Regions from separate parts of the Mus musculus genome. Here region 1 is linked to region 2. A link is a loop called in an ENCODE intact Hi-C map of the cell type or tissue named here. Cell type or tissue: left cerebral cortex. All regions are shown on one strand. Each heading gives the region's core, and the rest is flanking DNA. Links, peaks and the distances in the headings are about the cores only.

The links. Peaks named below come from ENCODE experiments on the same cell type or tissue, not always from the same donor. Only the 100,000 strongest peaks of a DNase experiment are listed, where the experiment ranks them.
Region 1: it touches region 2 in a loop (1.8-fold over the local background); 3 of 42 quality-filtered maps call a loop at or near these places.

Annotation. Positions count from the first base shown.
Region 1 is chr5:113,457,557-113,468,673 of GRCm38, forward strand. Gm30812 (a long non-coding RNA gene) reads left to right here and starts at 7,156. Exons shown (of 3, transcript XR_389557.3): 1 at 7,156-8,106. In left cerebral cortex, for the core only: no CTCF peak of the experiment used is centred there; DNase peaks (open chromatin) are centred at 4,271 and 4,652; H3K4me3 peaks cover 843 bases; H3K27ac peaks cover 665 bases.
Region 2 is chr5:113,405,708-113,416,824 of GRCm38, forward strand. No RefSeq gene overlaps it. Among named protein-coding and RNA genes, the nearest start is that of Gm30812, 53 kb to the right of the region's middle. In left cerebral cortex, for the core only: no CTCF peak of the experiment used is centred there; DNase peaks (open chromatin) are centred at 3,094, 5,092 and 5,474.

The sequences.
Region 1 (11,117 bases), core at 2,072-7,071, 51 kb after region 2:
TACAGCTGACGACAACAGTGTCATTATGGACTGGCTCTGTCCTTCCAGGCAGCCCTCCTTGGATCCTGCTGTGACCAGTCCATTTCAAGGTGTGCAAACAGTCTATGCAAAGGTCATATCTTACTCAGGGTTCTGCACACACACATATACACACACATCCTCTCCTATCCCTCTAGAGTCCTCTTCCATACGCAGCATTTTGAGTGGGCACTAACGGCTACACCATCATTGCCCCAGGAGGCAAGTTCCCCAGCCGCTGGCCTCAGAAGCCCTGACTTGTTCTTCCACAAACATTTTTCTCCTGAAGAGAAAAGGCCTGCTGTAGGCATAAGATTTTTGCAATCTACTTTTTATAAGGATTCAACCCCTCCTCTAACCCACCTCCCAGCAGAGGTAGTAAAATAGAAAAGTTATTAGGAGATGGGGGAAGTGGCCCTGTTCAGCAATAGTTCTTTGGGGGTGAGCTCCATCTTCTTTGGCAGCAGTTCAGTCCCATAGCAAACACCAAACACAACTCAGCAGCTGCAGACTGGTCCTCAAGGCAGGCAGACACCAGGCAAGAACCAGCAGCTACCGTCCAGTGCTTTCAGCAAACAGACACCAAGCAGCTGTAGTTCAATCCTGAAAAAACCACCAGGCTCACCAACCAGCCTGAGGCAAGGCAGCGGAAGCAGCAAGCTGCCTCGGGTACCTCAGGAGTACCTCAGGAGGTACCCTGGGTGAGTTTCTCTTAATGGCAGCATTACCACAAGCTGAGCTCAGCAACACTATGTAAGGCGAACCAATAGATGCACGTAGTTAGCGAAGAATAGCAAGGCGGAACAAACCGAACCAATGCTCAGTGCTCGTCTCCCACTGTCTGTGGGGCCGTATTTATACTCCTTCATCATGTGTCCTTTCATGTGTTTGCTATATCAAAACATCTTTTCAACCATGTCTGCTTCAGGAAAACATTCTTTCACGTGTCTGCTTTAGCAAGACATCCTGCCACCTGTATGTCATTTGACATAACTAACTTTCCAAAGAAACCAAAAGTTTCCACTTCAGCCTGCTATTATTCCCTTTGAGTGTCAAAGTGGTCCACACTCTTCTAGAAGAGCAGGTAACACAGAAGGCAAAGCCTCCACCTCGCCACATGAGGCTCATGGCTGACTGTGCAAAGAGCCATCCCGTGGGCCGGCTGGATTGAGTATCTGCAGACTTAGCCCGATGAACTGACAGTCCAGTCTCAGCAGCACCCAGTGCTGCTCCCTACACTCCCTGCTCACACCTGCCCGGATCCTTCCATTCTGCCTTCTGGGTGCAAAAGTTACACACTGCCACCCTGTTCCAGGAGCAGACTGCAGGGTTTGATGCACTCAGAAGTAAACAGTTTAGGGGTTGGGATAACCCAAGTTAGGTGACCAGTAAACAGTTTAGGGGTTGGGATAACCCAAGTTAGGTGACCATTCTTCACTTCTCCAGGACAGACACTGTCCTTTCCTGCCCGAGTCAGCATGATGCTGGAGAGACAGAGAGGAGAGATGTAGAAGCCCTGGATGGTGCCCGTCAGTGGGAGTGACTCCACCTCCCAATTCTTCCTCTAGGGCCTTTTTGTTCTCACGCTTAGCGTGGTTTGGCCTGGGGTGTGCTTAGATTTGGGGTCTGGGGTGCTAAAGTCTGGGGTACCCTTGCTTCTTACCTGTGGCTTCTTCAGATTGTAACTACAGGTATCCCTCCATGTTGTTCCTTCCTTAGCTCATTCAGGCATCCCTGTTGATACTCCAGCTTGCTCCCCACCCTCACCCCCGTCAAGCAGCCCAGGCAGCTGGGCTCCATGGTGCCTGTATTCATGTCTGCCCTTGGAAAACATCTTGTGTGCCTTTTTTACTTCCCAAGCTGGGCTGTGGACCTCACCTGGCCCCTCTATCCTATACTGTGACTTGGCCTGGACAGTGTTCTCCCTGTCATGTCTCTCCAGAGTTTTAAGCATCTTTGTGTGTGGGGACAGACACCTAGAGGGCCTCAGCCTGTTGTGGTGCAGATAGCATGACAGTGTGCATCCCCGCACATGTCCTGGTGCTGGGGCCAGAGAGATTGTTCCCAGAGCGAATGACCACAGAATGTGTCAACTTGGTCCTCCACAGTAGCTGCCCCAGGGTGGTCCAGGTTACCTCCCCAGCCACACGCTGAAGTCATGCCAGTTAACCAGTGGCTTCTGCTCTGGCTAGACTGAGTGATCCCTGTGTCAAGCCTTCTTCTGGGGTCCTTTCTGAAAAGCTAGAGGTTCAACAGTGTGGTGACCTGCTGTCCCCAGCACAGAAGCACTCTGTCTACTCAGAGCCTTGCTGTCCTTAGGATACAATATGGGGGGTACAGGGGTTTAGCTCACCAAAAGACAACATCAGGAAGAATCCCAGATCTGCCCTCCATTTCTCTATCATCAGCAATGAGTCCCTGCTTTCTCATTTCTACTATGGGTTTAAGGACCGAGCACGTGGCGTGTCACAGGAAATTAAGAAGACCATGACTGGAAACCTATCAGCTTCTCCCTGCCAGTACACGCCGATTTTTTCCTAGTGTGTTTATGAATATTGATGGCAGTTACCACGGTAACAGCCAACACTAAGTGTCTCCGTGCCTGGTAATCACAGAGCCCACTTTCCTGGTGGCATGGTTGATTGATTGGCTACCTGTTTGATTGATTGGCCACCTGTTTGATTGATTGCTGTTGCTTTTGCCCCTGCATTTTAGAGTCCCACCCTTAGCAGAGCTGATGTATCAGGGTTTACAAAAAGGGGAGCAGGGTCCCTGTATTCCCTTTGAGGGCACAGGCCTGATGACCTCACTGCCTTCTACTGGTCCGGTTGCCTAGTGATCAAACTGTTCCCAGTAGCGACATCATCTGGGTACCAAACCTTTGAACACACCAGCCTTCAGAGGCCTTTTACATTCTAAACCACCACAGGAAGACACAGGCTATGGCATGCTCGTTCTAACCTGAGCAGCCACATCGGGGAGGGGACCTAGAGCAAACTGTCGAGTTCTTCCAACTGCAAGCCCGATATTCAAGCTCAAGCAAAGAGGGGGATTTTGTGATTCCTGCGTGTTATGTTAAAGCAAATGAAATTGTCATTTTATCAATACTATCCATTATGTTTGTTCAGCTTTGTAACCGACAAGTCTAGGAAGCTGGCTTTGGCTATGGATGGATCCAGGTGTTCCGATATTGTCGGAAATCTGTTTCTCCACAAACTTCAGCTTTCCCTTAAACTATGGGTGTGTCTGCCTCAGATACCATTTTTCCACAGTCTGGGGCAAGGATGACCTCTGTCTACTCCTAATATCTGCAGCTTAGGGCAGAAAGCAAGATGTTTTCCCAACCATCCCAGTGGAAGACTGAGCAGGGCTGTCCATCCATCCATTCATCCATCCATCCATCCATCCACTCATTTTGAGACAGGGTCTTACCATGAGACCAGGCTAACCTGGAGTTTTCTGTGTAGCCTAGGCTGACCCTCCTACACTGGAAATGGGTGTGTCCAGCTTTTACTGCCTAAGATTGGATGTTCACTCTTCTGTGGAACAGTTGTGGCAACAACACTCTGACTGGCAATTTTCACATTGTACGTTGCACTCCCCGATCTTAGCCAAGGGGACAAAGCAAAGCCATCCTTGGGGAATTGGGTAGAGACTAAGGGATCCCCAGATCCCAGAAGCAAAACTGCCAAGCCTGCCTTCCCTTAATGTGGGAACAGGAAGGAAGAATAGCTTGTGGAATTTCGGAGAGTTGTCACAGTTTCTTTTATATATATATATATATATATATATATATCCACATTTATATATATACTTTCCATATATATCCTTTCCACATTTTATACATTTCTAGAATGAACATGAATTGCTGGCACTATTTTTTTTTTAATTATTAAAAGGAAACCCAAGGGTACTGGGGATAGAATTTGGACACAGATGTGCCCTGGCTTTAACCCAGGCTGCGAATGGCTTTCTGTGTTATCCCTTTCAGTTACAGTTTGCACTCTAACCACAGTCAAAATGCTGTGAGCCCGAGGAGCACGTGACGCTATGATTTCGTGCTCTGAGCAGTCCCTCGAGGTCCCACCTTCTCAGGGCATTTACTGTGACATCGGACTCCCGTGAGCTTCTCTCTGGGAGCAGTTATGCTCATCAGTCTCCATCTGATCGGCGGTGAGGTTCGCGAGGCATTGCAGCCGCAAGTCCGCTCCTTTAAAGACACACCACACCATTCCCACAAGGCCTCTGTCTCTGTCACCTTTCTATTGCTGTGAGGAGACTCCACAACCATCCCGCAGGACCCGCTACAAAGGATCAGACCTCTCAGAGCAACAGCAGGAGGTTAACTGGACAGCCTTGGCTTGGCTGCTGCTCTCAAGGTAGTTCCTGCACTGGTCCAACGAGGGGGGGCTTCGCGGCCCACGTTAAAAACCTTTGCACAGGCTCTGCTCAATTTCCCTTCCGGGAATTTATTCTGAGATAAAAGTTAATCAGATATTACGCACACATAATACCCATCCCAAGGTCACTTTATAAAGGTGAGAACTTGAAAATAACCCAAATGCGTAACCAAGGAGACGGTGTCGCAAACCACGGCAGCCCGCAGAGAGTTGTGCGGCTATTTAAATGAGCAGAAAATGCCTTTGTCGTCAGAAAGATGCCTGGGGTGGGGGTTTTGGTTTGAAAACTGAAGCACAGGCTTGAGGGATGAATCTTGGTTTATTCTCACCCCACGCTTTTGCCTTCGGGGTATTCCTTCCAGCTCAGGTCCCCAGGATTCCTTGTGGGCTCCGCGCGCTCCGCTGGAAACCAACGCTCTGGGCTCCAAACTGCTCTTTCCTGCTGCCCGTGGCTGGCAGCTCTCCTGGGCTTCTGGCTTTCTGAGGGCTTGATCTGTCTGACCTGCCTGAGGGAGTAGGACGATGGTGAGAGCCTACAGGCATCCGTGAGAGATGGGTTTCCTCCGGGCACTTCAGCCCGTATCCATACAAAAGTGGACTTTTTAAAAACCTACATCTTTAACTGGAGACAATGGTCACACTGGAGTGACCTCCAGTCCTGGAAGCCAGACAAAGGTGTCCAGATGGTGGGCTCCTCTGTCCATCAGCTACGGTGACATTCCTACATTCAGGTTGAGGATTCTTCTCCCAGGCCACATGCTAGCTCTCAACATAGCACCACCATGCTCCAGAAGATCTCAGGGACCCAAATGTGACATCTTGGTGTTGCTGGTGGTCCTGCCTAGACTGTGTGCCCGGGTTCTTAGTGTTTTAAATCAAAGAACTGGAAAAAAAAATGTCAAAGAACCTCCGTTGTTTTATTTAAGAAGAGAGTAAAGGGGCTGGAGAGGTTGCTCTGCCATTCAGAGCCTAGACACAGTTCCCAGATATGTTCCAGGATGTGTTTGGCCACAAAAGGGGTGTTATGAAGGATTGATAAGGGAGGAGTTAAGGACTTACTGCATTGTTTGAAGTAGACTGTGTGCTACTGGACTGAAGGCAGATGGGCGCCCTGATAAACTACCCTATCCTTGCCTGCCTGTTTGGGATAGGAGAGAATCCTTCTATGGACCAACACCTTGTGTGCCTTCTGTCACCCTCAGCAATCTCTGTGGCCATGTGATCTCATTACCTCCATCTTGTGGGTGGTGAAGCAGGTCCAGAGAGATGCTGCTGTTTGTCTGAGCTTACCCAGCATGCAAAGATGAAGTCTGAATTTAGAGCTGGTCAGTTACTAACCACATTCCAAATATGCAAGAAGGAAAGAGTGTACAGGCACCTGGGGGAGGAAACTGACCAGGCAGCAGGCTAAGCTCCCCGCTGGACTGCCTGTGGCTGAGGCTGGTCATACAGGCTGGGGGTGACACAGGACTCAGACCTTTGAGAAATGGTGCATGTGTCTGAAGAGTTGGAAAACCATCTATTGGCGACAGGTCCAGCTCGTAGACCCAGGAATCAAGTCCTCTGGAGAGACTGGCCCTGACCTACAGTATTTATAATATTTATAGGCTGTAGTGCACCTTTTAAAAAAAAAATCCTTTTCTGGTTTTTGGTTGGTCGGGGGATTGAATTTCAGCCTGTGACTAAGGTCCAGGAGAGACATGTTTACAGAGGCAGAAACGACGACGACGACGGGGATTTTGAAAGTAAAACAGCACAAATCACTCCTAGCTATAAGGACAGTAAGAAAATTTAACCCTTTCTAAGCCTCTGTATCAAGGGATCTTGGATGAGGGCTGGAGGGAGAGTGGCCCAGGACTGGAGAAGGCTGGCAGAGAGGGAAAAGAGGCAGCAACTAAGGAACTGGAGATGGTGGGGACACCAGAAAACCCAATCCCTGGGAAGGCTGGCAACCGCTAAGCCCTCAGTAAAACCACACCCGGCTTTGCCTTGTGATAAGAACATGTAAAGCCCTCTTGTTTGGGCTGAGGGTATGGCTCGGGGGATGGAGTGCTTACCCAGCATGCACCAGGCCATGGGTTCCATCACCAGCACTACAAAAGGGGGCAGGGGCTGGCTCCCTCTTGCTATACCAAAATAGATAACACATTTTATGTTAGAGTCAACTGGTTGAACACCTTTGCTGTACCATGTGTTTATGTGTGCATATGTACATGGGTGCTTATGTCTACATGTATGTATGTATGTGTATGTATATATATATATATATACATATATATGTAGCTGTGTATAAGGATCTGTGTGTATATGTGTGTATATATGCATGTGTGCATGTGTATATAAGCATTTATGCATATATGTGCATATATGAATATGTATATGTGTATATGTGTACATATATGTATGTGTGTATGAGCATCTGTGTATATGTTTGTGTATATGTATGTATATATGTGCATTAGCATATATATGTTTATAACTGTATACCTATATGTGTACAAATGCTTATATGTATATGTATATAAGCATCAGTGTGTATATATATGTGTTTATGTGTATGTGAGCATATATGTATGTCGGTATGTATATGTGTGCATATATGTGTGTATATGTGCATAACCATCTAGGTGCATATCTATGTGTTTATGTATGTATGTACATATATATATGTGTGTGTATATATATATGTTGTATATATACTTCCATATATCATATATATATATATATCATATGCACACACACACATATATATGTAGCTTTTTGCAATAAGAAAAACTCCTGTGCTATGACTTCCCTTTCATCCTGGGTGGAAATCTACAGAAGAAGATCTCTCTAGGATACAACAACCTTACAGACTGGTAGCAAGGTCAGCACCAACCAGTTCCAGCACCAACCAGCTCCAGATTCCTCTTGTCACTAGTCTGCTGGCCTGAGGCCAAGGCTGTGCCAGGCGATCCTAAGGCTGTGGCTTCTGGAGGCTCTCACATCCGGGCCACCAAAGACAATGTTTTACAGGAATACGGGGTAAAGTCTACGGGGTTCTAGCTGGAGGCCAGCACGAATACATGCCTGAGATCTAAGCCAAGGCAGAGCCACAGTTTCCCTCCTCCCTGTGCCCTCTACGCTCTTCCCTGCCTCCCTCAGCCAGCCCCTCTCCGTCTGGCAGTACTGTTCTCTCAGGCACTGTGTGCTGTGTTTGCCTGGGTTCTTCCCCTGAGTGTCTCATGTTCCCTCTACCACACAACATAGCTGGGAGCTGAGAGCCAGGCATAGCTCACATACCCCATGCCTGGCTACACAGCTTGCCCAGACCACAGTGAGCCTTTAGTGACCTCCTCCTCTGTGTTTGGTGACGTGTAGCTTCCGACCTTCTACAGATAGGCGCTGCTTAACCTCCATCCTGCTCCTCTCGTGGCTGTGGAATATGGCACCAAGCCACTCACTTGCAAACCCAGCCCCTGCTCCTGGACATTAAGTAGTTGTTAGAATCTTGGCCTTGTATGTAAAGGTATCAATTAATTTTCCAATTCATCCTGTCTAGGTCAGATGGAAGGCATGCCACAAAGGTGTGGCAGTGGCATACGTGTTCCTCCGAAGCGTCATCCTGTCTCCTTTCCTCCACGGTACAGCTGTTGACAATTGGAACTTGCTTTGTGCCTGCCCTGAGTGCTCCTGCCCCAATATACTGGTTAGTTTTCTGTCAACTTGACTCAGGCTGGGGTCACCAGAGAGGAGGAAGCCTCAACTGAGAAAATGTCTCCATATGATCAAGCTGTACTACACCTGTAGTATATTTTCTTTTCTTCTTTAAAAAAAATTATTTATTTATTTATTTATTTATTTTCTATGATTACATATAGATAAAACATGAAAATCCACCAGAAGAGGGCTTCAGATCCCATGGCAGATGGTTGTGAACCACCATGTAGGTGCTGGGAATTGATTTCAGGACCTCTGGAAGAGCAGTCAGTGCTTTTAACCACTGAGCCATCTCACCAGCCCTAGAGTATTTTCCCAATTAGTAATTGACGGGGGAGGGCCCAGCCCACTGTGGGTGGAGCCATCCCTGGGCTGGTGGTCCTGGGTTCTATAAGAAAGCAGGCTGTGGCAAGCCATTGGGAGCAAGCCAGTAAGCAGCACCCTCCATGGCCTCTGCATCAGCTCCTGCCTCCAAGTCCCTGCCCTGCTTGAGTTCCTGCCCTGACTGCCTTCAGTGATAAACAGTGCTGTGGAAGTGGAAGTGAAATAAACCCTTTCCTCCCCAAGTTGCTCTGGTCACGGTGTTTCATCGCAGCAACAGTGACCTCGGCCAAGACACACCTTTCTTCTAACCCTTCCATGTTGACTTCTAACTCCCACTAACGCATCATCTTGCCCACCTGACCACAGCCTTCTATGGGCTCATTCACCTCTGGGTCTTTAGTGCCTGGCACATCAGAGTCCTAGTGATGTTCAGGAGGAGGGATGGAGAGGGAGGGGCTAAAGCTGAGAGTTTGCCTCTTACACTGGCCACCCACGTTAACAGAACCTAGGGTAGCTTTGGGTCACTGATGACTGAACAATATTGGCGCTATTAATTAGCCTGAACTCTACAAATTAAAATACACACACACACACACACACACACACACACACAGAGGATTTGGCCACAAGAAGCAACTCTCCCTGAAACTCTACTGGTCCCAAATAAATACAAAGAAGAACAAAAAGCCTCATTAATCTTTTAAAGAGATCATCCGAGCCTGGGAAAATCCTGATTCTCAGAGAGGCTTCTGGCAGATCAGTGGCCATCAGCCTTCCACTGTTAATCCACCTGCTGTCCAGGGTGAACCCAAGCCGGCCTCACCCGCAGCCCTGCTTAACCCTCTCGCTGCTCGGGATTGTCATAACCATCCCCACCATGGAGATTCCCCCAGCAGCTCCCACTACAGTAGAGGGAGAAAATCACCCAGCCCTGCCCACAGCTGAAGCCTGAAGCTCTGGGTGCTGTCTTCTGTCCCCCCCCCCCCCCACACACACACATATTCTTGGTGATATGGGGGTGTTGAGGTCATAACTCGGAGATTCATTTGCCCTGCTGGATTAAAAACCTCCACTGTGATTGGCCCCTGAAGCTTATCCCAGCCTTGCCCAAAAGTTAGATGCCTTACAAAGACTCTCTTCACACTACGGGCTAATAGATGGCCAAGGATTTTCATTTCGAGTTTCCCTTCCCACTGCCGGGCACTCTGCAGAGCTGCAAGCACGCCAAAGCTGGTTTAGCACTTGATGTTGCTTTGTTTTCCTGGTGAGCCTGTAAGATGCAGCTGCTGTCATAGCCATGGCACCAGAGGCTGGAGCTTCCATGGGGGACCCTGCTCAAAGTCACACTGCAATGCTGAATATGTGCTCTCTCTCTCTCTCTCCCTCTCTCTCTCTCTCTCTCACACACACACACACACACACACACACACACACTCACTCACTCACACACACACTCTCACAAACACACACATACACACTCACTCTCACACATGCACACAACACACACACACACTCTCACAAACACTCACACACACTCACACACACTCATACACAGCCCAGGTTTCGGTGTGCATGTGTCCAGCCCCTCCCACACCTGCTCCAGACCCTTCTTAGCAAAGATTCTCAGAATTCCCATAACTCCGTTAAAGAAGTACAACCCTGGATAGGAAGGATCATTGGTCCTGTCCTTCCATCTCTGATTTCCTCCACAACAGAGGTCAGCAAGCCAGGATCCAGACCCACCAGGCTGTAAATAAGGCTTTATTTAAACAGGCTTAGCCACAGGCAGTACTTAAGCGTTTTGTGTGCTGCCTAAGAGGAAAAGGCAAAGACACCCACTTCATAATAAGAGCTCTCTAGAGGCTCAGATTCCCAAAAGAGAGACAATGTATCCTAAGACATTTCAAAGCCAGGAGTCAGTCTAGAATGACAGTCGTGCTGACTAAGCAGTTGAAACATCTTAAGGTGAGCCCCTCCTCCATGCCTCTGCCTGACCTAGTGCTGCCGCCCTGTCAGGACCAGAGTCCTCACACAGATCGTCTGCCCCGTGTCCCGCACGCTGCCTGCTGGTCCGGAAGTTCTCCAGGACTGGGAAATTTAAGGGCTTATGGGAAAGTTAGGAAGTAAGACAGGCTGTTAGGTAAAACAAAGAACTCAGCCCACACAGGGAATCCCAGCTTGGGAGGCTCAGCAGGAGGATTACCTTGAGTTTGAAGCTAGGCAGGGCTGCACAGCAAGACCTCATCTCTGTAAGCCAAGGAAGAAAAAGAGCTGAGGGGGGAATGGGGACAGGAAACAGAAACAGAAAAACAGACAGAAGGGCAGAAAAGGAAAGAGGGTGGAAGACAGGAGAATGAGAGGGTATGGGGTGTGATGGGGGTGGGGGAACAAGCTCAGGGGATAGCTCCTACTCCAGAATGCTGAAGAGTTTTAAGAATCATGTGGCTCCAGGGACTCTCTGATGAGGGCCATTTTAGAAGAAGCACCGGAACTTTTGACCTGGCCCTGATGGCAGAGCACCAGTCTCAAGAAAAGATCACTGGTCCCTTGCTCCTTCCCACTGGGTGGGGCTGGGTCGTTGCGGGGCAAGCTTTGGAGATCACTTGCACCCTAGCTCTGCAGCTGACTAGCTATGGAGGACCCACCCTAAAGCTGCCTTCGTGCCTCGTGCCCGTC
Region 2 (11,117 bases), core at 2,818-7,817:
TCTTACTGAGCAAACAGACTGGGGTTCTTGTGGGTTTGGGTCTAGGAGGAGCAATTTTACCTGGATCGGTCTGCAAACCCCAGAAAAATTGAGGATCTTGTGAGGGAAGTTTCCAGAAAGGCAGATGTGATGGTTTGTATATTCTTGGACCAGGGAGTGGTACCATCTGGAGGTGTGGCCTTGATAGAATAGGTGTGACCTGGTTGGAATAGGTGTGTCACTGTGGGTGTGGGCTTAAGACTCTCATCCCAGTTGCCTGGGAAGTCAGTCTTCCACTAGCAGCCTTTGGATGATGATGTAGAACTCTCAGCTCTGCCTGTGCCATGCCTGCCTGGATACTGCCATGCTTGCACCTTGATGATAATGGACTAAATGTCTGGACTTGTAAGCCAACCCCAGTTAAATGTTTTTTATAAGACTTGCCTTGGTCATGGTGTCTGTTCACATCAGTAAAAACCCAACTAAGACAGAAGTATATGGTATAAGGCTGGGATAGAGTCTCGATTCCAAGGCTTATGAAATGTCCTCTATTTCTGTCTTTCCTACATTGCATGCTTTCTCTCTCTCTTTCTCTCTGTCTATCTCTGTCTCTGTCTCTGTCTCTGTGTGTGTGTCTGTATCTCTGTCTCTGTCTGTCTCTGTGTCTCTCTGTCTCTGTCTGTCTCTGTGTCTCTGTCTCTCTGTGTGTCTCTCTCTCCTAGCTGTCTCAAGGAAGACACACATTTCTCCATAGCAGCTCAGCTGCTTGGCTCCATCTTCATCGTCAACCCCTAGCATCTGTCTCAACTCATCCATTCTGGAAAAGACAATCTGATTGGTCCATCAGTGCTCAGCTACATGCCTGGCCCAATCAATCACCAATGGCATGGGAAGGGGGAAGGGTATAAGACAGTGTGAAGTGACTCCCCTACAAAAGGAGGGGACAAACGGTGGGAGGACACGCTCCAGTGTTTAGTATGGTGCTATCTGATGCAGAAGAGGGGGGCTTTCACCCTGGGCATTTTAGCATCCAGGTCTGTATCCAGAAAGGCCATGTATACATGAGCTCCACCCTCCTCAGACCCTATTGGGAGCATGACCACAGGCTACTGATAGTGCCTTGGGGTCTGATAAGGGATGCTAGTCACTGGCTATCAAATCTTGCTTTCTTCTTGTTGGTTGACAGGTCTCCAGGAAGTGGCGACATTCTGCCTGTGGATAGGATGACACGAGGAGCAGGCTGCCTGCTGACATCGAAGCGTATGGGAAACCTGGGTCTGCAGGATGACTGTGTTGGTAAAGAACCCCACTGCTGGCCTGAACTAGAGATCAAGGACTCACATGGTAGAACAAGAGTGGGCAGCAGTTGAGGACCTGATGGAGGAGGAGTGACCAGAGGGCAGCAAGAGTTAACTTTCCCTGTCTGAAGGGCTGACGCAGCACAATCAAGAGAGGAGGGTGACGGCCACAAGAAAGAAGATGGAATCTGACATGAGAGGTGCTTTCCCAAACAGTTCTTGTGCACCCAGGACTGGGTAATGCTTTCCCTAGTTCTCAGAAGGATGTGGAATTGTTGATACATTCGTCCTGGGAATGTGAAAAGCAAACTGGTGACTGGCCCAGGGCATTCGACCAGGAGTGGTTGGGGTAGTCTGAGGACTAGTGGGCTGCAGGGCTGCTGCTGATCAACTTTGTAGACAGTGGTTCTGCATGCCACCACTGACCTGTATTTTCCTCCCCTCTTTTCTTTCTCCTTTTTTATTCACCCCCACACCCTTTTCCTGGTCTGACTTGCATGCCTCTGGGCCATCTTGAGTGTATGAGCAGGTTATAAGGCTACAATGAGTGTTCAGCACCACGGACAGTGACCCGCATCCTACCCTGGTCTTCCTCTGGACTGCCCTGTCGTGAAGGTCAGGGACTGTACTTAAGCATACATGGTGTGGCTTCTGGCCACCACTGGGGTATTTTAGCTCCTGTTATCCTCTTCTGCCAGTCCATGGGTTCCTTCTGTCACAGTTTCAGACAGACATGGAATGTTGTGGTGACTTCTAGCTTACAAATTCCAGTGGTTTCCACCAATATCAAGGCCCATCCCCCTCCCTTTCTCAGTATTCTTTAGCTGGAGTTGTTTAATAAGGTGTCTGCTCCTCGAAAGCATCCTTGGGGAGTTGGGGTGATGGCTCAGAAAGGTAAGAGCACTTGCTGTTCAGCCACGAGAACCCCAGTCCAAACCCCCTTCAAAAAGCCAGGCACTGCTGTGGACACACCTGCAACCTCAATGCCAAGTCTTGGAGCAAAGACAGGTAGGTCAGCAGGTTGGTGACTGCCAGTCTAGCTCCAAGTTCTGTGAGAGATGCTGTCTCATACAGTAGAGAGTGGTGGAGCAGAACATGTGACATCCTCCTTTGCCCTGCACATATATATGCACCTCTCTCTCACACATGCTCATGCACACCCACGCAGGCACATATGCACACACATGCATGCTCATTCACACACATGTGAACACACATGCATGCTCATTTACAGACATGCACACACACATTCACACACACGCACACATCCATGCACACTCATGCACACACACATATAAATGTGCACACATGCACACTTGCACACACACACATGCACATATGTACATGCATATACACATGCTCACGTGCACATACACAACATGCACAAACCAGGAAAACAGTACAAAGAAACCACCTTTATAGTAAGAACCCTTACCCCAAAGTAACCAGCGTGGTCTGTCTTCCTCAAGGACTTGGATGGGATGAGCTTTGGTGTCCAAATCCTCATTGCATAGATGGGACAGAGCTCAGGGCAGCCCTCCTAGACCAGTATTTTCTCCATGGGCAGCAATGAACTTCTCCCCCTCCTCCCAACCTCAAAAATGGAGGCAACCTGGGCACTTCTGGGAGGCAGATGCTGAGCAGTGTGAACAGATCAGACCCAGGGCCTCCTTACTCAACCACTCAGTCTAATGAGTCTTTCTTCACAATTCTGCTTACATTGCCAGCAAATGGAACCTGTTTGCTGTGAATAATTCAGTGTTCTATAGCGTTCTGCCTTCTCCTGTGAGCACAACATTGCCAGAGACTGTTAACTACTCCCAGGGAGCAGAACTCGCTCCGCATTGCCTCTCAGCCAGAAAGCACTTGGGAAAACTGAATAGAGAATAGAAAAGGAAAAAATAAAAAACACTTCCCTCCACCAGCCAAAAGCATCCCCACCTTCCCAGCATGCAGCAGTACACAGCCTTTCTCTCCTCAAAGCTTCAGACTCCAGGGAGATTTTGGCTTTTTTCGTTTGTTGGGGTTTTTTTTGTTGTTGTTGTTGTTTTGTTTTGTTTTTTAATCTAAAAATGCAGTTTCATAAAAACAATGGATTTTCAGTGGAAACACCCCCGCTCTGGGCAGATGATCTACTGTCTGTCCCCAGAGAGGTCTGGCCACTTTCAGCCCAAGGAAAGTAATCTTTTCTGTGTGACCTTGATTGCATTGCTTCCCTTCTCTGGGAACATTAGTAAACTAAGGTTTAAGGATTCCTTTTCTTTCTTTTATTTGTATTGGTGTGTGAGAGAAAGCATGTGTGCATGTGTGTGTGTTTGTATGTGTGTATATGTGTGGTATGTGTGTGTGTGTGTGAATGGGTACCATGTGGTGTGTATGTTAGCATGTGTGTATGCATTTGCATGTATGTGACTGTGCATGGTGTGTGATGTATGTTAGTATGTGTATGAGTGTACATGTACATGTGTGTTTGTGCATATGTGTGTCATGTGTAGTATGTGTGGTATGCTTGCATGTGTGTATGTGTGGTGTGTGTGTATGGTGTATGTGACTGTGGGTACATATGTGCTCATGATGGCCAGAGAAGAAAGGTCAGTTAGTTGTCTTCCTCTATCACACTTCACCTTGTTCTCTGAGACAGTTTCTCACTGACCCAGGAGCACCCATAGCTTCCCCCATGTCCTCCTCTACAGCACTGGGTTGGCAGTAGCCCTCTGTCCTCTACAGTCCCAAGCACAGGTTCCCATACTTACACAGCAGGCTTTGCAGGTAGAGCTGTGATCCCAGCCCCAAACTTCTTTTAACTGTACAGCCTTCTGGGGTGTGGTGTCTAAATCGGTGGGCATATTCAGCATATAATGCCCATGTCAGGGCAGTACATTTCTGTCTCCTGAAACTTAGGATTTTGATTATCACATGCTGTCATACATGAACATGGGGCCATGATGAGGCAGGTCAGTACAGTTGTTTAGTACATTGTGATCAAATCAGGACGGAGCCTTTGAGTCTTCTTCTAGGGGTGTGTGCATGCATGTGTGTGCACGTGTGCATGCATGTGTGCATGCATGTGTGTGCACGTGTGCACATGTACTAACAGGTTACTATGAAGGCAGTCAGGCCCATGTACATAGAACCCTCCACTTTTTGAGCCTTTGGGAATCATTGCTACACACCCCAATCCATTTTCTAAAAATCACTCACATCTGAGGGATCAGGTGTCTTTTGCCTGTTGTTGTTTGGTCATGAGCTTCATCCATTTTGCTGCCAATGATGATGATCTGAACATTTGGAGTTGAATACTTGCCGGTAAAGCAAATGCACGTTTTTAAACCTGTTCACCTGATGATGGGCACTGGGTAGATCTTAGCTGCCAGGGGCAGTACGGGCACATTGCAGATGTAGGCATTTCTAACATTCACCTCCAGTTGTTTTAGATCCAGTCACCCAGGAGAGGAGCTGCTGAGTCTATTGATGGAGGATCTCCATCCTGTCTGCCATACTGGCTTTATTAGTTTAGCTGTCCCCACCAGAGGTGGGCGAGGCCACTTCCACAAGGGCATTTCAACGTTTTGACTGTCTGTGGTGACCCTAATCCCTCTGGGATAAGAGGACATTTCACAGATGTTTCTAGTGAAGTTAAACTTTAAAAAAAAAATCATAAATCTGTTGGCTTCTTTTTAAAACATGACTATTTATATTGTCTTTCCATTTTTAACTGGATTTATTATTGATTTCTCAAGTCCCCCATACAGTCTGGATAGCAACCCTTTCTCAGACTAGGAGTTTGTGACTTGTTTAAAATCCTGTAGGCGTCGATCTGCATGTAGCCAGCTGAGTCTCTGGGTGGATATAATCATCTTACATTATAGACATGTATGAATTCTACAAGGGATAAGAAAACATAGATAAGCTGACAATTAACCCCCCCCCAAAAAAAAACCAACAGAGCACCAAGCTTTAGCAGAGACCCCAGGATGGGTTGCAAGGAGGGATGTCTCAGCCTGTACCCGGTGCTCAAGGCAGAGCCGCACAGGGAGTGTTTATCCTCTCAAGGGACAATGCTCACTTCGATGTATAAGCCAGCCCCGGAGGAAAACTTAACAGCACAGCAGATATGGCACGGAACAAAACGTAATGGAGCCTGCACGCTCCATCGTGAGGCTTTTGATTCCCAGCCCATGACAGGATCCGATGCTCTAAATAAAGCATGCAGGCAAATCCAAGGCACAACTGAGCAAGCTGGAGGCGATCACATCCTTTCGCTCTCTCGTTTACAAGGGGGTGGCTTTAAATAGCATCTCTGGGGTCTTTACAGACCTGCAACTGCGGGCCCAAGAAGCTGAGGGAACAGAGACTGAAGCATAAGCTTTAGGATTTGGCCATGGGGGTTAGGGGTGTTGTAGACTGATTAAAAGCTGTAGACCAGAGGAATAGACCCCTGATGTGAAGGGAAGGGGTCTAAGCTCTTATCTGAGAGACTGTATGCATATTGTGTGAATAAACACCACCATTCTCTGACTTCAGTGCCAGCATCCATCCGACAGCTCGTTGCAGTTGGCACAGACCCCACAGTTCACAACCCAGTCCTGCAACCACTAACCCCAGGTGGCCACAAGCCACACACACCTCTGCCCAGACAATTACTAATTTGAGGGCTCACAGTCCCTGCTGCTCTGGTCACCCTTGGGAGAGCACTGACAGCGCTGTGGTTAATGCTAACGGTTCTGTTATGAAAAGCACAGCTCAGTAGCAACCACAGCAGGCAACGCATAGATAGTCTGGTGGGGAGCAAGGGGAAGGGGCAGGACTCCACTCTATGTCCCATGGAATATCCACGCCCCACCCTACCCCCACTGAAGTCTTCACAGAAAGGAGCCATGCATCTGAACTTGCATTGCCCTCCTCCACACCCCCTCCGGCTGCTTCAGGTGGGATAAGACAGTCCTGCTCACCCAGGTCTCCAGGTCCAGGGGGTGTCATCTCGTGACAGTGGGGACAGACCTGTACAAGACGTTAGTTTGCAAAAGGAAAGCTCCCAAGCCACCTGGGACTCATTCCCACAGCTGCTGTGGTCGACACCTGGGGGAAATCACAGGCGGAGTCCTTTCTCAGGAAGGCTTGGGAATTTTCGGATTTTGAACACACACTGTGGGATACCCTGACCCAGATAGGAACATAAAACTCATGTCTGTGGCATAAGCAAATTATGCACAGGGCCTGGAGTGAGCTTTATGCTTTATGCAATATTGAAATGATTTTGTGCATGAAACTGAATTTCATGGTGAGGGGTTGACGGTGGTGGCATTGTGTTCAGATTCTAGAAATCTGAGACTGTGATACGACTGTTTCGTTTGGTTTTTTTTTTCTTGTTGTTGTTGTTCACTCTATTTTTAAAAGATATAAACAAGTTTTAGAAAAAGATAGACAACTCCTACATACATGCACTCTCTCTCTCATGCACACACACTCATACACCACACACATACACACTCTCACACACACACCACACACACATACACACACTCACATAGACACACACACACCACACATTGCTCACACACACACACATACACACCACATACACATATTCACACAGATACATGCAGGCACACACACATATACCACACACATACACACATTCACACAGACACATGCAGGCACACACACACACCACAAACACATACACAGATATACACATGCCCACACTCACACACACACATTCACAAAGATGCACATACACACTCATACACATAAACACCACACACTCATACACTCACACTTACACTCACACAGATGCACACACACTTATACACAACTCATACACACTCATACACTCACATACTACACAATACACACATTCACACAGATACACACACACTACACTCACACAGATGCACACACACACCACATAAACTCACTCACACACACACACACACACACACTGTTGTATTACCATGCTTCTCCGTGAGGTGAGTTGATATGGTGTAGACATCACCACCTGATCATGACAGGTCTCAGTGAGGCTCTGGGCTTTACATATCAGATACTGAGGTCAGGAAGACAGTGGAAAGATGTCTCCAGAAAAGATCTCAAAGGTCCAGTATTCCATGTGATGATGTCACTTCCTCCTGATGTCACTTCCTCCTGTGCCTCACAGTTTACACTAACTATAGACACACAAGACACCCCTGTACATCTTCATTTCCTCTGGATACTGCACACTGCTGTATCTGCTGTCTAATATATTTACTTTTCTTTTCTTTAAAAACAAATTTAAAATTTTTAAAGATTTATTTATTATTATATATAAGTACACTGTAGCTGTCTTCAGACACACCAGAAGAGGGCATCAGATTTCAGTACAGATGGTTGTGAGCCACCATGCGGTTGCTGGGATTTGAACTCTGAACCTCTGGAAGAGCAGACAGTGCTCTTAACCCCTCTGCCTGGTCCTCACAGATCCCTCTGCGGTGGATTGAATATGCTTGGCCCAGGGAGTGGTACTATTAGAAGGGGTACCCTTGTTGAAGTAGGCGTGGTCTTGTTGGAGGAATTGTGTCACTATGGGAGTGGGCTTTGAGACCCTCCTCCTAGTCACATGGGTGTTTGCCTTTGAAACAAGATGTAGAACTCTCAGGTCCTTCATTGCCATACTTGCCTGGATGTGGCCATGCTCTCTGTCTTGATGATAATGAACTGAACCTCTGAACCTATAAGCCAGCCCCAATTAAATGTTGTCCTTATAAGAGTTGCTTTGGTCATGCTGTCTATTCATAGCAGGGAAAACTAACTACGGCGCCCTTTGAGATGATGTAATTCCATTCTCCTGGCATTATCTTTACAACGACTCTCTTGGTTTGTAATGTTCCCACGTCTCTCAGACCATTTGGCTCACTGAATTTCTCTTCCTTTCTGCAACCTGAGATGCTCTTTGTTTTAGATTTTGACTCAAGTCCTGTATCTGATGCTTTGGGGTTTGCATTTCTATGTGTTCAGAGTGGGAGATGGTTGAGATGGCAGGACAGCATCTGCATTTTCTGGGTGCTTCTGAGCTTTCTCCACACCCTGACTCTCGTGGATGGCAGCTAGAAGTGAAAGAGCAGTCCAAATGATGCTAGTGACTAGCAAAGCAGCACAGGACACTCATGAGCAGGTGAATTGGTGGACATGCAGTTTATTTGGAGAGAGAATCGTAGCTGTGTGGTGGAGGACAAAAATCAGCCAAGCTCAGCCAACAAGCAACAATGTAGCCATCCGAGCTAAGTGCCATGTGCTGTTGCAAGCACCTGACAGATTAACCATTTGCTCATTACAAAGTGTACCCAAGACAGGAGTCATTCTACAAAGGCAGAAACTGTACCAGAGCCGTGGAGCAACAGGGTCCTGTATGATGTGGCAGAGATGGGTTTGAGGTGTGGAATTTCTGCTCTGGGCCTCCGCATCCTACACCAAAGATCCACCTTTACAGAATGTCACTGAGGAGAGATCCTTGGTGAACTGTCATGCTCCACCAGGAGCAGTATCATCCTTACCTTCCTGCTGCAGCAGACTGGAGCCCAGGAGACCTAATTACTTACCAGGGAAGCCTTCCAGCGCAGCTGAAAGCTGGCTGTCCTGGCCTGTCCGTGGTCCCAAAACATACATCACAGACACCACCATTCTCACCTTTGTCCCTACACTATGATAGCATGGGAAAGCTTTAAACCATACAGTCTCTTCCGTCCCATCCCCAGAGACATCAGTTGAACAATTCCACCCAGGGGTTTGGAGAGCTCTTTGTGTGTCTAGCTGTAGCCAAGGCTTACAGAGCAACAGGGAGTTGGCCAGCTTCCCAGGGTGCTGCTGTGGCTGGCACAGAAGGCATATGGTGGTTTGAATAAGAATGGCTGCCCCTAGTATATTTGAACACTTAGGGAGTCACTCCATTAGGAGGTGTGGCCTTATTGGAGGAAGTGTGTCACTGATGGAGAGGGGCTCTTGGGGTTTCAATTGCCCAAGCCAGGCCCAGTGTTTCTCCTCCCTGCTGCCGGAGAATCCAGATGTAGAACAGCCATCTCTCCGGCTCCACGTCTGTCTGTATACCGCCATGTTTCCCACCATGACTGTAATGGACTGAACCTGTAAGGCATCCCCATTTGAATGTTGTCCTTTATAAGAGTTGCCTTGGTCATGGTGTCTCCTCACAGTGACGGAACACCGAGTAAGACAAAGCCCTTCTTGCTGAGCCCTGAAAACATTCAGGAATCTACCTCCTTCTTCCTAACCATGAACCACAGCTTGGGCACATCTGCAGGATCCTGAGTACTGGGCTTCATCTCTAGAGCTTTGGGGTGGAAAGGTCATGGCTGAGGCCTGAAAATGTGTGTCCCCAGCACCACTGCTGCTCCTGCACCTGACTGGTCCTGCTGTCAGAGACCATCCCGTGAGAAAGTGAGCCCTTCACAATCTCCCTAACAGGCCAAATGGCCTTGTACTAAGAGCTGGTTATCACCCCCTTCCTCCTTATTCCCTTCCTAACACCTAAGGCTGTAAAATTTGAATAACAGTCCCCTCTTCCCTATCTCTTCCTGAGTTCCCATGACATCCAAGGACATGAGTTACACCTTAGCCCAGCTTGACTCTCAAGGCTGTGAAGGAGGACCAATGTTCCGGTCTTGCGCGCGCTAAACTGGCCAGGAAGAACGACGCTGCTACAGGATCCTTCTGCACACATTTATTCAGTCCTGTTTCTTCTTTCTCCATATATCTCCCTTGTTTATATCTCCCTTGTTTTTATATCTCCCTTGTTTTTATATCTCCCTTGTTTTTATATCTCCCTTGTTTTTATATCTCCCTTGTTTTTATATCTCCCTTGTTTTTATATCTCCCTTGTTTATATCTCCCCTGTTTATATCTCCCCTGTTTATATCTCCCTTGTTTATATCTCTCCCTTGTTTATATCTCTCCCTTGTTTATATCTCCCCTGTTTATATCTCCCTTGTTTTTATATCTCCCCCGAACCCTGGGCCTCTCACTCCTTTTATACTCTCTCTCATCCATGCACCGCAGGCCACGCCCCCTCGCCAGTCACGAGGCTTCAGCTAATCAGGGCAGCAGGGGCAAATCTCCACCAAATTAGATTCACCTGTATCCTGGTACACCTTCGCAGCACTCAAGATGTTTGTGTCTTATATGAGGAAGTCAGATGCAAGTCATATGACTTAGCTGCAGTCCCTGGCGCCTTTGGGACTGCCGCCACACCCGCTCCCCACATTCCGGAGATAAGATGCAAAGTACCCGCTGCTTGGCACCTGACTTTGGGCCCCATGTCAGCAGTTGCCCACTTCTTTGTTCTTTGTATAATTCTCCCTCGACCCCTCCCATATTCCCCTCGATGTATGCTTTAAAAAGAAGGCACCTCAGCATAATAAACGAGACCTCGATAGGTACCCTTCTTGGTCTCCTGTTTCTCTTTTTCTTCCTCCCATCTCCTTCCAGGTTTGCGGTTCCCCTCACACCCACGAATAACTGAATCCCACGGGACGGGATAGGCTGCCATCTGGGACCATTGCCTTCCTCTGCCCAGGTGAGCACCCTTCACCCCTGCCTGGTACTGGCTCCATGCCTCCCTGACTTCTGTTAACATATCTTGTTCTTCGGAGTTATGACAGTCTCCTCCTTTGGGCCTTCCAGGACTAGCTTGCTGGGTGGCATCTTGGCTCTTTTCTGTCCAAGCTCCCGGGGCTGCCTCTGCCCTGGACCACTCATGGTGGCAACATATCATAGACATTAAAGCCACAAAGATGTTCAGAGACCAGCAACTTCAAAACCTGCCTTTGAGATAAAAGCATCCTCTTTATT